2 separate regions of the Homo sapiens genome follow, and region 1 is linked to region 2. A link is a loop called in an ENCODE intact Hi-C map of the cell type or tissue named here. Cell type or tissue: testis. All regions are shown on one strand. Each heading gives the region's core, and the rest is flanking DNA. Links, peaks and the distances in the headings are about the cores only. Region 1 overlaps ZNF438 (zinc finger protein 438). Region 2 has its middle 80 kb from the start of LINC02644.

Evidence for each region. A loop is a pair of places that touch in the nucleus more often than their neighbours do. Peaks named below come from ENCODE experiments on the same cell type or tissue, not always from the same donor. Only the 100,000 strongest peaks of a DNase experiment are listed, where the experiment ranks them.
Region 1: a loop joins it to region 2, with 2.9 times the contacts of the local background. A loop is called at or near these places in 7 of 110 quality-filtered maps.

The regions. Positions count from the first base shown.
Region 1 is chr10:31,021,766-31,030,100 of GRCh38, forward strand. The region is part of intron 1 of ZNF438 (zinc finger protein 438); the gene reads right to left. Among named protein-coding and RNA genes, the nearest start is that of ZNF438, 5.9 kb to the right of the region's middle. In testis, for the core only: no CTCF peak of the experiment used is centred there; no DNase peak of the experiment used is centred there.
Region 2 is chr10:30,799,153-30,807,487 of GRCh38, forward strand. No RefSeq gene overlaps it. Among named protein-coding and RNA genes, the nearest start is that of LINC02644, 80 kb to the left of the region's middle. In testis, for the core only: no CTCF peak of the experiment used is centred there; a DNase peak (open chromatin) is centred at 5,009; H3K27ac peaks cover 668 bases.

The DNA.
Region 1 (8,335 bases), core at 107-8,106, 220 kb after region 2:
CAAAAACTACACCACAATACAGTGGTGGTTCAAGAAGTTTTGCAAAGGAGACTCAAAAATGAGGAACATCATTGGCCTGCCATCAGAAGTTGACAAATGACCAATTGAGAGCAATCATTGAAGTTGATCGTCTTACAGCTAAGTGAGAAGCTGCCAAAGAACTCAACATTGACCATTCTACGGTCGTTTGGCATTTGAAGCAAATTGGAAAGTTGAAAAAGCTCAATAAATGGGTGCCTCAGGACCTGAAGGAAAATTTTTTAAAATTGTCATTTTGAAGTGCCATCTTATACTACACAACAATAATGAACCATTTCTCAATCGGATTGTGACGTGTGACAAAAAGTGGATTTTATACGACAACTGGCAACGACCAGCTCAGTGGCTGGACCCAGAAGCTCCAAAGCACTTCCCAAAACCAAACTTGCACCAAAAAAAGGTCATAGTCACTGTTTGGTGGCCTGCTGCCGCTCTGATCCACTACAGCTTTCTTCCTTTTTTTTTTCTTTTTTTTGAGACGGAGTCTCACTCTGTCACCCAGGCTGGAATGCAGTGGTACAATCTCAACTCACTGCAACCTCTGCCTCCGAGGTTCAAGCAATTCTCCTGCCTCAGCCTCTCAAGTAGCTGGAACTACAGGTGCACACCACCATGCCTGGCCAATTTTGTATTTTTAGTAGAGACAGGGTTTCGCAATGTTGGCCAGGCTGGTCTCGAACTCCTGACCTCAGGTGATCCACCCACCTCGGCCTCCCAAAGTGCTGGGATTACAGGCGTGAGCCACCACACCTGGCCCACTACAGCTTTCTGAATCCTGGTGAAACCATTACATCTGAGAAGTACACTCAGCAAATCAATGAGATGCACTGAAAACTGCAACACCTGCAGCCAGCGTTGGTCAACAGAAAGGGCCCAATTCTTCTTCATGACAATGCCCAACCGCACGACACACAACAAACGCTTCGAAAGCTGAATGCATTGAGCTATGAAGTTTGCCTCATCCGCCATATTCACCTGACCTCTTGTCAACCACCACTTCTTCAAGCATCTCGACAACTATTTGAAAGGAAAATGCTTCCAAAACCAGCAGGTTTTTGGAAAGCAGAAAATGCTTTCCAAATCCCAAAGCATGAATTTTTAAGCTACAGGAATGAACAAACTTATTTCTCATTGGCAAAAATGTGTTGATTATAATGCTTCCTGCTCTGATTAATAAAGACGTGTCTGAGCCGACTTATAATGATTTAAAATTCACGGTCCAAAACCGCAATTACTTTTGCACCAACCTAATACTTTATATAAATGGTACTATGATCTAATAATTATAGTAACATGATTTGCAAATACTAAAATATTTTGCTTGCCTTGTTCTATAAAATATATGTAATATAATCACTAATCTTTCATAATGTTGATCAGAATACTTTCCAAGTAACATTCAAAAAGTAATCACTTCTAGATGTATCTCTAATAACAGCAAAAACAACAGACTTCTAGATCTATAATTCGGCATCTATCAAGACTAATTGTGGCAGGCACATAATATAACACACTCCCAAAAGAGAAAAAAAATAGACATAACCTTCACCATAGACAGCACAGCCTTCACCATAATTTTTAAAGCATTAATATATTTCCACAAATAATATATTACCTCTTGAACTACATATAAAAATAATCCTTGAGGCAGCCTGGGTTCCAAATATATTGTCCTGAAATTGATAGACAGAAAACAAGTGATATTTGTACATCCATTTTTCTTTTAAGTTTCAGAAGAAAAGCAAAATCAAAAGTATGTTATATTAGCGCCATAGCTAACATCAACATGTTTGACATAAAAAGTACGTATTCTTCAACTTCAAGAAAGGAAAAGATTGTTCTTTGGCTCTAGTCCTAAGCTGGAAACAAGTAACCACAAAACCAGTTTTAAATCTACCCCAGTCAATCCATCCTTAAAGTCTACTCAACCTTTCCACTTAAGCACTTTGCCAACAAAGTAAGCCAATCAGCAACTGCCCCGCTTCAGTACCTTTGCTCCTCAAAGCCGGTCAGTCTCTAAACTCTAAGTTTAAAGCTGGCTAATCCTTAAATTTTTGCACTTTTCAAAATCAGCCAATCTCAAACTCTGTGCTTCCTCAAAACCCTACATAAAAACGTCTCTGCCTGTTTAAAGGACTGTCTTCTGCAAGCACGGTTCTCCCCTACCCAGCAAGTATGGTTTACCAAAACTCAGGTAAGTTTCTACTTAAGTCAAATTAGAATAGGCTTACAAACACTGAATTACCAATGATTCAAGTGGCAACATGAGTTTCAAGAAACCTAATTAAGTTAGGCAAAGATTCTGTGAATTTATCCAGAAATTGTCAGATTTATTTATTGGAGAATATCTGAAGACACAGAATAGCTCAGTGGAAACAGCCAAACTACATTATGAGTTGGGTGGCACTGAATAGGTTATTTAATATCTCTAAACCAACTTCTTTTTCTATAAAATGAGAGTAATAACTCTATTTCACAGTATTGTCAAGAAGATTAAATGGGATAACAATAACTGGTAACTTTAAAAGATTCCTAGGTACGGCCGAGCGCAGTGGCTTACGCCTGTAATCCTAGCACTTCGGGAGGTGAAGGCGGGCGGATCACGAGGTCAGGAGATCGAGACCATCCTGGCTAACACGGTGAAAACCCGCCTCTACTAAAAAAATACAAAAAATTAGCCGGGCTTGGTGGCGGGTGCCTGCAGTCCTAGCTACTAGGGAGGCTGAGGCAAGAGAATGGCGTGAACCCGGGAGGCGGAGCTTGCAGTGAGCCAAGATCGCGCCACTGCGCTCCAGCCTGAGCGACAGAGCGAGACTCTGTCTCAAAAAAAAAAAAAGATTCCTAGGTATAAAGTTCTAGATTTGCTTTCATCACTAACTTATTAACACATATGGAAAGTCATTTAACCTAAGTCTGTTTCTTCATTGGTCTAATAGTGAGGATAATGCATGCCCTACACATTTTATGGGCTGTTTGTAACAATCAAAAATGAAAATTAATGTGAAAAGGATTTTGACAGATATAAACCATGAAACTGTGAAATAGCTAATTTAACATATACAACAATAAAGGGAATTCACACTAGGAAACCTGTTACAATCCAGGATTATATAAAGTCCAGATTAAATTAATTTTAGTAAGAAAAATATTCATAGCCAAAAACAAATACAAAACCACTAGACACACTAGCAACCAAAAAAATTCAAGGCTACTATTATTAGCTCCAAGAATTATTTCCCATTCAGTAAATGAACCAAATTAGCTCAGCTATCCAACAAACTAAAAGCAGTACAACACAATCCTTTGTCCAAGTCAGGCATTTGCCACTTAAAACTACCACCTCCATTTCTAAAGCAAAAAAATAAAAAAATAAAAAAGGAGGAACAGAAGGAAGGAGGGAGTGAAGGAAGAAAAGATATTACAGAATTTCTCAACATCAGGAGTACTGACATTTTGAACTGGATAATTTTCTGTTGTTGAGAAGTTGTCTTGTACATTGTGGGACATTCAGTGACATGCTATAATGGCCTCAATCCACTAGATGCTAGGAGTAATGTCCCCACACACAAATGTGACAACCAAAAATGTTTTCTAGACATTGCCAAATGTCCCCAGAGTGTGTTGGAAAGTAAAAAATCATTCTGAGTTCAGATTCTTCACAGTATCATCTTCCAGTATTTATTTCACACTGCTTGGTGGCTTGCAATGCAGACTGAAATTAATAGCTTTGCAATTGAAGAACCAAATAAGAAAATACTCCCTGTAGAATAGTAACAACTTGAAGAATAATAGCTACGTAGTTATGGTTAAATTATTCCTTTCATCGACATACTGGTTTTGCTTACTATTCCCTAAGAATTTTCTTCTGGGTGTTCTTTTGGGGTTAAAACTTGGTTAACCTGTCACTAAAGCTTAGTCTCCACCTAGACTTACTAATTATTAGCCATTAGTGTAATGTGTTAAAATCAAACCTAAAGATTTTAATTTTTAAGCAACCAAATGTGAAATGAAGCAAAAATAAGTGCTACTTATATAAATTATTTAAATATATTCAAACATTTAGAGTGTAAAGTACACAAACAAGCATCCAGCTACTACTACAAATATATATGAGTTGAAGATAATAATGCAAAAATAAAAGTGATTGCAAGAAGTAGAATTTTGACAAAAACAAGAAATGGGGAAAGGATTCCCTATTTAATAAACGGTGCTGGGAAAACTGGCTAGCCATATTGAGAAAGCTGAAACTGGATTCCTTCCTTACACTTTATACCAAAATTAATTCAAGATGGATTAAAGACTTACATGTTAGACCTAAAACCATAAAAACCCTGGAAGAAAACCTAGGCAATACCATTCAGGACATAGGCATGGGCAAGGACTTCATGTCTAAAACACCAAAAGCAATGGCAACAAAAGCCAAAACTGACAAATGGGATCTAATTAAACTAAAGAGCTTCTGCACAGCAAAAGAAACTACCATAAAGAGTGAACAGGCAACCTACAGAATGGGAGAAAATTTTTGCAATCTACCCATCTGACAAAGGGCTAATATCCACAATCTACAAAGAACTTAAACAAATTTACAAGAAAAAATCAAACAACCCCATCAACAAGTGTGCAAAGGATATGAACAGACACTTCTCAAAAGAAGACATTTATGCAGCCAACAGACACATGAAAAAATGCTCATCATCACTGGCCATCAGAGAAATGCAAATCAAAACCACAATGAGATACCATTTCACACCAGTTAGATTGGCGATCATTAAAAAGTCAGGAAACAACAGGTGCTGGAGAGGATGTGGAGAAATAGGAACACTTTTACATTGTTGGTGGGACTGTAAACTAGTTCAAACACTGTGGAAGACAGTGTGGCGATTCCTCAAGGATCTAGAACTAGAAATACCATTTGGCCCAGCCATCCCATGACTGGGTATATACCCAAAGGACTATAAATCATGCTGCCATAAAGAGACATGCACACGTATGTTTATTGTGGCACTATTCACAATAGCAAAGACTTGGAACCAACCCAAATGTCCATCAATGATAGACTGGATTAAGAAAATGTGGCACATATACACCATGGAATACTATGCAGCCATAAAAAAAGGATGAGTTCATGTCCTTTGTAGAGACATGGATGAAGCTGGAAACCATCATTCTGAGCAAACTTTCACAAGGACAGAAAACCACACACCACATGTTCTCACTCACAGGTGGGAATTGAACAATGAGAACACTTGGACACAGGGTGGGGACCATCACATACCAGTGCCTGTCGTGGGGTCGGGGGAGGGGGAAGGGATAGCATTAGGAGACATACCTAATGTAAATGACGAGTTAATGGGTGCAGCACACCAACATGGGACATGTATACATATGTAACAAACCTGCATGTTGTGCTCATGTACCCTAGAACTTAAAGTATAATTTAAAAAATAAATTTAATTAAAAAAAGAATTATATTTAAATGCTCAGTATGTACTATCACTGGGCTAGACACACTGTTTTCAACAATAAATCTTCATATATATAAAAGTACTCATAAAATAGTTTAAAATTTGCTTGTGCAAATGTAAATTTTAAAAGGAATCTGAATTTTATTTACTATCTAGGATGTTATATTTCGCATGGTCAGTGTTAGAAACAGAGGGTCCTGTTGTTTTCAGATAGAACTTACCATCACTCCCCCTCTGCTGGGAGCTACCTGACACAATTAAATAACCATCAACCTGCCCTCACTGTGCCTGAACTTAAAAGTCAATAACACCTGAGCATCAATAGGCTATTGACTATGCAATTTTACTTTATACCATATATGGGTATCTGATGTTCCTGGGAAACTAACTGCAAATGTGGTGTAAATAAAGACTAATCATTTCAACTCCATTAAATGTAGGGAAGCTACAAGAGCAGATTTAAAACGTTGTGAACTGCAAAATGAGATGGCACCCCTCTACATTTACGTTAGTAGAGGGCTTCTGTTTAGAGTAATCATAGATCTGGTTATTTAGATACTTTCCCAATGAAAGCTTAAAACAAAATATAATTTTATATATTTTTAAAAATTCTGAAATTAACCATAAAATCTACGGCAGTGCAATTTTATATAATTCTTACATGGTTTAAATTTGAAATACTCATGTTAGGAAGTAACAAAATTGTGACAACTGTTGAGGTTATGGTATGCCATGAAAGATCTACGGGAACAAGACACATCTTTTTTTGTTTGTATTTTTCTAGTCTCCATGTTCTACAATGATCCAGCTATACGAGATGTAATCTGCAATTCCACCTACAATATATATCACCAGATCCCCTTTCTATGACAAAAAAAAAATACATGTCAATGTTAGAGATGGTCAGCAAAGAAACTCAAACTTATTCCAATAGGTGGAACTTTGGCATGACACACTTAAACCGGTGGAAACCTGCCTGAATACTTCACCCAACCCCTCCATCACCCTCTATTATGCAAGCTGCAACATTTCAAGCCAACTCCCTTATTTCTCTGGTGAGCCCTGTCAACACTGAGGTAATAGAACTGGAAAAACTCATCACTTCAAAAGGACAGTCAAATATCAGAATTTATTTCATTTGGTAAAAATTCTATCATTGCCAAATAAAGCTAATGCAAATATAGTAAAATATGCATGATTTTGAGTAATTCTTTTGTTGAAAAGGACTCTTGGGGAGCCTCAACTTCATCCTGCAACAGCTTAGGCATTCTTTTGCCCCTTTGCCCTTTTCATGCCCCATCTCACAAGTCATGGAAGCTGGGGAGGGGAGGGTGCAGAAAACCCAAATGAACTAATCGGCATGTATTTATGCATTTAGTCTACTCTAATTTTATTCCCACAGGTTTTTCCTCATACCCTGCTCCTCTAAGGTAAAGAACTGTTTTATTCATCTCTGAACTTCCAAAACCTAACCAAATGCCCATTATATAAAGTCATCCCTAACATCTACTACACAGCAGGCACTGGATTAGGGACTAGAGATAGAGAAGTCAAAGAGACAGACCTTGCCCCTACGGAACCTACAGTGGGGAATACCAGATACTGGCTGCATGAACCCAGTCAGGTCGTAATCAAAGACCAGTTAGCACAGTCCCACTGCCTATAATCTTTCTCCCACAGACAACCAAAGCTTAGATGAAAAACAAAAGCATGCTTTCTCTTCAGAAAAATAAATGGGTATCTCCAACCCTGACCACTCCCCTGAGTTCCATATTCACAGGCATGCATACTCAACATGTTCACTCGGAGGTGGTTACAGGGATTCAATGCATGGACTCCAAAGCCACAATGCTTAGGTTTGAATCCTAGCTACATCACTCACCAGCTGGGTGACTTCAGACAAGTCACTTATAACCTCTTTTTGCCTCTATTTTCTCGTGCTGTAAAATGGGGACAATAATGGTTCCTTGCACATATAATTCTTATGATGATTAAATGAATTAATATAGGTTAAAGTACTTAAAACCCTGCCTGGGACTCAGTTTACGCTTACATAATACTATTTTTACTAGCACTGTTGTTATGACTATGTCTAACAGGCATTTAGAACTTGTGCAAAACTAAATTTGTAATTTTCCTCAGTAAACAGCACCACTATACTTCTAGTTGTTCCAGCCTAAACCTAAAAAATCATCACTTCTCCCTTTTCTTCAAATTCCACATCAGCTCGTTTCCCGTCAGCTCTACCTTCAAAACGTATCACCAATTCTACCGCCTACCATCATCTCCACAACTAACCTCCCCCAGCCCAAACCACCATCATTTCACCTGCAGGGCACAGCAGCTTTCTCCCGATTTTCACTCCATCCGACCCACTCTAATCTACAGTTAATTCTCCATACAATAAAACTTAAATCAGACACCAGTCCCTTGATGCAAACCTTCCAATGGTTTTCCATCACAGTTAGAACAACATCTTTACTTCACCACAGCCTACAAGGGACCCCACGGCCTGCCTGGCCCTTGACCATCATTGGCCACTACTTTCCCCGTTCCCGGCTGTGCTCTAAACACTCTCACTGTGTCTGGACCACCTCAGAGCATTGTCCTGTGCTGTTCCTGCTGTGAGGCCGAAAATACAGTCACCTGGAGCCTGGACTCTGAAGTCAGACTGCCCACGTTCAAATAGTCTCTACCACGTTTTAGCTGTGCAACTTTGGCAAATTCTTAACCTTTCTGTGTGTCAGTTGCCTCATCTATGAAAGGGAGATACTAGGTTACATCAAAAGACTTGTAAAAATTTAATTTAGTGTTCAGAATAGTGCCTTACA
Region 2 (8,335 bases), core at 29-8,028:
TTCCCCTCCTAACTATAAAAGGAAGCCAGGACAGAATGCAGATACCCTAGAATCCTGTTAAAATAATTGATTCAGACAGTGGCTTGGTCATTATGTCTGAGTACTCTCTGCCCTTGGTGACATTAAGCAGGGACCCACCCCCCCCCCGCCACCTGGGATAGAGGAGAAGGAGGTCATCTGTCACCTGGTGGCAGGAGGTCACTGTCTGTCCTCAGGGTGTGCAGGCCGTGCTGGGGGCTGGGGGAGACAGAGAAGTCAGACCAGGAGGGGTTTCTGCCCACAGGGGCCATAGCCAATAATGAAAGAGAGTTGAAAGGTAATGTCCTCTGGAAATTCAGATGACAGGGTAATTAATTACCTGTATCTGAGAAATAAAGAGAAGAGGGGATGCACAACACACCTGCCTCCCTGTGCCTGCAGTGTGCCCCTCCTCGGGTTTAGCCATGATCTAATGAGGTCGGCATTAGCATTCTCATTTAGGGTTAGGGTTCACAAGCGCCACTCCTGAGAGATTTGATAACTGGCTCAGGGTCACGATGGCTGGAAAATGGGAGATTCAAACCCAGTTGTCTGAGTTTGGATCTACTTCCCTGTTGCTTGCCCTCCATGCTCTAGTGGGGAGAGAGGAGGAAGAAGATAATTTTAAGACAGAGACACACAACATAAAGGAGGGAGATAAGATGGCTCCTAGCAAAGAGGAGACATCTGAGAGACGCAGTGTGAGAGCCTCCTTCCCACAAGGGCTCCCGACCCCAGAAAAAAGGCAACAGTGCAGGGTCATTGCACACTGGCCCTGCGCATCTTAACTTCTTCTTCTTTTTTTTTTTTTTTAGATGGAGTCTCACTCTGTTGCTCAGGCTGGAGTGCAGTGGTGCGATCTTGGCTCACTGCAAACTCCGTCTCCTGGGCTCAAGTGATTCTCCTGCCTCAGCCTCCCAAGTAGCTGGGATTACAGGTGCTTGCCACCACGCCCAGCTAATTGTTGTATTTTTGGTAGAGATGGGATTTCACTATGTTGGCCAGGCTGGTCTCAAACTGCTCACCTCAGGTGATACACCTGCCTTGGCCTCCCAAAGTGCTGGGATTACAGGTGTGAGCCACCACACCCAGACGTATATGGAATATTTATACAGCCTATAATAATCATATCAGGGTAAATGGGGTATCTGTCACCTCAAGCATTTATTGGCTAATGATTTTAATTTGAATGATTCTCTTTTTCTTGAATGTGGAGAGAATAAGTAGGGTAACTCACAACCAGGCTTGCTTTGGGTTTTCCCATACAGACATCTCAACTTGCCTGTCTCAAGGAGAAAGGTTTTTGGCATTTTAGAGAGACGGCTCTGCCTTCTCCTAGCACCTCTTCAAAGAATCCACAAGAAACCACCAAAGTGGGTTAGAGACAGGGGAGTATGACAGGTGCTTCTCAGGGGCTGAGCCCTGAGAAGGATCACAAGAGGAGCCCCTGACAGCTGTGGTGCAAGTCAGGAGGTGCTCAGATTATGCCAGGAGCTTCTCGGGGGACAGGGGCTGAACACTGCAGGGCCACATAATGGAGGACCACATTTGGTTGATGGATAAAAAATCAAGCCTCAATGGGAGACAGTGTTTCTGATGTTCACAGCAGCGTGATTCAGAGGAGCCCCAAAGTGGAAACAACCCAAATGTCCATCAACTGATGGATAAGCAAAATGCGGCATATCCATGCAATGCAATAAACAGCCATAGACAGAAGCGAAGCGCTGATCCATGCTACAGTGTGGAGAAATCTTGAAAACACTAGGGAAGTGAAAGAAACCAGAAACAAAAGACCACCGGTTGTGTGATTCCATTTAGAGGAAATGTCCAGAATAGGTGAATCCATAGAGATGGAAAGAGGAGTGGTGTCACCTAGGACTGGAGGAGATGGGGGGCTGGGGAGGGGTGATGGCTACTGCTTGCAAGATTTCTTTTGTGGGGAACAAAAGTGTTCTAAAATTGATTGAAGTGGTGATGGTCTCATGACTCTGTGAATATACGAAAAGCCATTGAATTGTGTACTTTAACCAGGCACATTGTATGGAGTGTGGTTTATATTGCAATAAAACTTTTTTTTTTTTTTTGGGGGGGACAGTCTCCCTCTATCGCCCAGGCTGGAGTGCAGTGGCATGATCTCGCCTCCCTGCAACCTCTGCCTCCCGGGTTCAAGCCATTCTCCTGCTTCAGCCTCGCCTCTTAATGGCAAGAGTTGTTCCTTTACATTCTTTGGATATTTGCTGGGTGTTACATGCACAAGTCATAGAACTCAGTATTGTGGGAGAGACACATTTGAGAAGGCATGGGCCCTTTAAGAAGTTCGAAGTTCATATTTTCAACATGTATGCTAGAAAGAGATTTAATATCCTAACTATATACAACAAGAGTTCTTAAAAATCAATAAGAAAAGAGAAAATATCCTTATAAAAAACAAAAGCAATTTCAGATGTCACTGGTATGAGTATTCATTTTCCCCACTTTCTTGGAGGGCAGTTTGATAAAACATATGAAACTATGTAAACTTTGGTTCAATAATTCCACCCTAAAGAGCTTCACCTCAGTAAGCAATTAGAGATGTGCAGAAAGCTTGAGTACAGTAATGTTAGCAACAGCTTGATTTGCAATACTAAAAATATGGAAATGGTTCATCCAGAGAATAGAATATTTTGCAAAAATATAAATCATGTTTTTGAAAAGTACTTAATGTCTACAAAAATATTTAGGAGAGAATACAGAAAAAGCAGAATATATATTACAATGCTTTGATACCAAATGTATCAGTAAAGTGTTATTGTAGTTTTTTGTTTGTTTGCTTGTTTGTTTTTTGAGACAGGGTCTGGCTCTGTTTCCCAGGCTGGAGTGCAGTAGCGCCATCTCGGATCACTGCAGTCTCCATCTCCCAGGTTCAGGTGATTCTCCTGCCTCAGCTTCCCAAGTAGCTGGGACTACAGGTGCCCATTACCACGCCCGGCTAATTTTTGTGTTTTTAGTAGAGATGGGGTTTTACCATGTTGCCCAGGTTGGTCTCCAACTCCTGGGCTCAAGCCATGTACCCACCTCGGCCTCCCTAAGTGCTGGATTACAGGTGTCAGCCACTGTGCCCAGCCTAGATTTTTATTTTATTCCTTAAAACCTTACATAATAATTCCATATTTATTTTAAAATCAGAAAAAACTAATTTTTGGAGGAAGAATATGAAGTCTAAAAGGAGAGCTAAGGCAAATACAAAAGTGAGCAGGACTGGGATTCAGCCAGTACACACCAGGAGACTCCATCATGTCTCAGGGTGGCCAAAATGACCCGTGGCCATTTGATTAGCTGGACCCTTGACAGATCATTAAATATATTTAATATCACTCATGCAAATAACTACGGTCAAAGGCAGGAAATGATAAATTTCTTAAAGCCTGGATAAAGTGTTTTTAAAAGTGACATTCCATGAAAAGAATTGTTTGGAGACCACTGACAGTGAAAATGAAATAGACCATCAGGCCAGGCGCGGTGGCTCACGCCTGTAATCCCAGCACTTTGGGAGGCCAAGGTGGGCGGATCACGAGGTCAGGAGATCGAGACCGTCCCGGCTAACACGGTGAAACCCCGTCTCTACTAAAAATACAAAAAATTAGCTGGGCGTGGTGGCGGGCACCTGTAGTCCCAGCTATTTGGGAGGCCAAGGCAGGAGAATGGCGTGAACCTGGGAGGCGGAGCTTGCAGTGAGCCGAGATCGTGCCACTGCACTCCGGCCTGGGCAACAGAGCGAGACTCTGTCTCAAAAAAAAAAAAATAGACCATCATACTCTAAAGACTTTAAAAGTGACTGTGCTTAAGAACTAGAAAAGAATCTTAAAGATCAAAAATGTCACAGGTGGAGAAAAGAAATATTCACCCACTCGTCCAAGGTCTCAGAGATAAGGTGGTGTTAAGTAATTGCATCCCCCAAGTTCATGTGTTGAAGTCCTAACCTCCAGTGCTTCAGAACATGACCTTATTTGGAAATAGGGTCACTGTTGGATGTAATTAATTAAGGTGAGGTCATTAGGACAGGCCCGAATCCAACTGACTGGCTGAATATGACTGGTATTCTTACAAGAAGGGAGAGTTTGGACACAGACACAGACATGCTTGCAGGGGGAACATGTGATCACGAAGCCAGAGGTTGGGTTGATGCTTCTACAAGCCAAGGAATACCAAAGATTGCCAGCAAAGTACCAGAATCTAGGACAGTGGCATGAAACAGATTGTCCCTCATGGCTCTCAGGAGGAACCCACCATGCAACACCTTGATCTTGGACTTCTGGACTCCAGAATGCTGAGACGATCAATTTCTGTTGGTTAACATCCTGGTCTCTGGTGCTTTGTCATGACAGCCCTAGCAAATGAATACAGGTGGGAAGCAGAACTGGACTCAGGTGAGCTGACTCTCAGCCCAGCATGGAGGTCTTTTAACATACTCCAACGTCTAGTAGACATTTCCTGAGTAAATAAATTCTTGAACCCTCTCCGGATGGAGATTTTTGTGGTTTTCATGTTCAGGACAGAACTTACTCTGAACTCCAAGCCAAGCTGAGATCGGAACTTGGACTGGAATTGAAGGGTCCCGCGGGGCTTAGATCGCCAGGTTAACCCATGAGGGTGGAAATGGGTGCTGAAGGTCCTCTCACCTGAGTTAGAGGCAGCAGGAGGGCAGCCCCTGAGGCTGTGGGATGTGGCCTTTGAAGCCTGCAGGTTGCCCTCCAGTGTAGGGTTTTCTAATGAAGACAGAAACAGCAAGTGTTGACCACACTCTTCTCCCAGGCACTTGGCAGCTGTGCTTGCATTCCTCCTCCAGGCCCAGATGTCTCAGGCAGGAACGCTGGGTCCTGGACTTTTAATTCAATCCAGATTGTGTATTGAGTCCTCTTACCATTTGGGCATGAAAAGGAGATGGAAGGGACAGTGTCTGGCTTGGGAAAGCTGACCTTCTGCCTGTGAAGCAAGACCCATCGCCCAGCCTGATATGCAACAGCAATACATCACATATGGGAATCTCACCTCCCACAGAACAGGAAGAGGACGGGACGTGCAGAGGCATGATGTGTTGGCATCATCAACAGGAAACTGACACTCCTGCCCTTGTGGCCTCCCGATACTGTCCTCCATGCTCCAAACTCCCTTCGAAGCAACTGGAGACCCAGAAGGTCAGAATCATTTACGAAATTCATGTCTAAAGGCCACACTGGAAGGTTCACGTTTTAGGATGAAACAAAACAAAACAAAACCCTAGGACCCAAATTTCTTTAACTTGAAGCCAGGGAAGGAGATGCACCCAGCACATATGAGGTGCTGGAGCTCCATGATTGGCAGCCTCTGGGCCACCCCCGGCAGGGCCCTGTCTCCAGCAGGCAGCCTCCTGTCTGTGGTGAGGACTCCTCCACAAAGGACATGTGCTCTCCAGTCCTCAACCCACGCCTGCGTCACCCAGGGTACCCAGCCAGGACTCAGACCAACCGTTTTATGACCCACAGAAACGTTGAAAACAGTGTTTCTCCAGAGCAGCTTTAAATGCAAACAAAAGACTCTTCTAGAAACCATTGCCTCAAGCTGTATGAGGCAAGAGGAAAAAAAAAAAAAAAGAACAGCTCTCAAATTAAAATCCATGATACATTTTGTACATAGATTGTGGTTTTATAGTCACTTTAATCTTCCTCCCCACTAAACTCCTCCAAAGATTTGAACATCAGCCGAGCCAACACACAGTTGCACTTCTAAGCAACACACTTGTAAAACCAGACCCTGGATGGTGTCCATAACAGCTTTGTAACATCTCCAAAGCAAAGGGTGACATGATACATTGAAACAGATCCAAGTAGCCATTACTATGTTTTGTGTCAAAGAGCTGCGTTATTAAAGTCTTGGAACTATAAATCAGAACAGTTGCATGTTGGGGCTTCCTGCTCATCTCCATGTCCCACGTCGGCACAAGTCATTCCAGGGGTCCTGAAGGCTGCCCTGGGTCCACCCGGTATCTGCTGGACAGCTGAGCCCATGGCCTGCATTGTCACTGCTGGGGTGGTTGGCATGGAGCAGAGTGTGGCCCTAGTGGATCAAGGTGAGCTTTCTACAGGGCCCCGGCGCTTGGTGCAGACTTCACAACACCAACATTTTCCAGATTCATCCAGTCCCCCATACCAAGCCCTCAGCGTGCGACTGACCTAAGACTGACAGGAAAAGGCATTTTTGAGCCAGGCACGGTAGCTTGCGTCTGTGATCCCAGCACTCTGGGAGGCTGAGGTAGGAGGATTGCTTAAGGCCATGAGTTGGAGACCAGCCTGGGCAACAAAACAAGACTTCATCTCTATAAAAACTAAAAATAAAAAAAAATTAGACAGGTGTGGTGGTGTGTACCTGTAGTCCTAGCTACTCAGGAGGCTAAGGCAGGAGGATGGCTTGAGCCCAGGAGTTCAAGGTTGCAGTGAGCTATGATCACAGCACTGCACTCCAGCCTGGGAGACAGAGCAACACTCCATCTCCAGAAAAAAAAGGCAGGGGGGCATTATTATTTATTTTCAAAGTCTCAAGTTCAATCAAAAAGAACTGTGATTCTTGGCCTCGCCTTTGCTCCTTCTCTTTTCTGAGGCAAGCCTGGGACCCATGGGCCAGATCAGCTTAGCAAAGCACCTGTTGGACAAGGAAAAATGGAGTTCATCTCCATTTTTGGCATCATAATCTAAGGGAATCGTGTTAGCATTTCACTAAGAGCTAAAATATGACCTGCAGGTGGAGTGAGTTTGTGTGCCCCTCAGTAAGAGAGCAGGGGCTTGGGAATCCAATGCTGGGGTGGAGGCCTGACTCTGTCAATTTGGCGAGTCACCTCCTCATTCTCTCAACAAGCCCCTGGGAGGCACACACCCCTCAGTAGCGAGGAGGGGTGGTCACTGTAAAGGGCTGTGGAAACACTTGTCTGAGGTCCTACCATCACCCCAGAGCTGACCTTTGTTTCATTTCTGTGCATCTCCCACTCTGAAAGGCCCAGGACGTGGATTCTAGATTTCCCACCAATTTAAGCACGACACAACGAGGTCTCACCTAGGAGTGGGCCTAAGTGAAGTAGGGACATCACATTTGTTGTCCCTGATGGAGCATGAAACCACCTGGGACACTGAAAACATTTGCTTGCAAAGGGGCCTCCTCACCCCAGGAAGTGCTCAGGGGCAGGCAGCAGCCCAGCCTTGCAGGGCCTCTGTGGGGTAGGAGGGGAGGCACTGGGAATTCGAGGACAGAGGTCCCCTATGCTCAGCCAGCTAGAGACATGGAGGGCAGAGGAGGTGCTGCCTCAAGAGTGTGACAGGTCACAGAGGGACAGGCTGACCTGTCCCCTGACCACCCACTCCCACCGGGCAAGTAGAAAGCCTCACCTTGGAGTTCTTGAGCTGTTTCCAGAACACTCCTGGTTAAAAAAACACATTAGGGCAGTGGGAGGTGTGGATGCTAAGACTCATGACAACAGAACCTTAGAGCTGGTGTGTTTGACTGAAGAGAATTCCCCACCGTGGGGAGGGAGCAGGAGAGGGGACAGCAACTTTGTCTGTTCAGATACAACCTCTATGGGGCCTTGGGCCCTGCCAGGAGGGTGCAGGCTCAGCTGCACCCTGAGAGGGTAGAGGATCACTCGGGGAGCACGTCCTCATGGTGAACAGGCATCTCCTATACCCTGGCCAACCATTGCATCCAACACAGGGAAGCAAGTGGCCAGGACAGCAAGGACTGGGATGCTGGGGAAACCAGTATCCCCAGCATTAGGAGTAGAAAGTGGGCCTCCAGGGACCCAAGATTCCAGATGAGACACAGCTCCCTCATCGGTTCTCTTCCAGTCCCCCTGGTGACATCAGAGAAAAGCCTCTGTCTCACACTAGTGTGTCCCTGGCCAACCTTCCTCATCACTGGCAGGAGCAGATCCTGGGCCTCCAGGCTCCAGCCGGCAACAGCTGCATTTGAATGACATTGTTTTGTCTTCATTGCATTTTTAAAAAAGCTTGACTGAGGTGTAACTGACATATGAAAGAACTGCACTTATTTAATATGTGCAATTTGGTGAGTCTGGACATACACAAACACCCGCAAGATCATCACACTCGAGGTCATAAACATCCATCACCTCCAAAAGGTTCCTCGTTTTGGGGGGCTGTGTCTTGTTCTGTTTGTGCAGTAAGAACATTTAACGAGAGTACTCTCTTAACAATTTTTTGTGGTTTTTTTTTTGACCAAGTCTCACTCTGTCACCCAGGTTGGAGTGCAGTGGCATGATCTCGGTTAACTGCAACCACTGCCTCCCAGGTTCAAG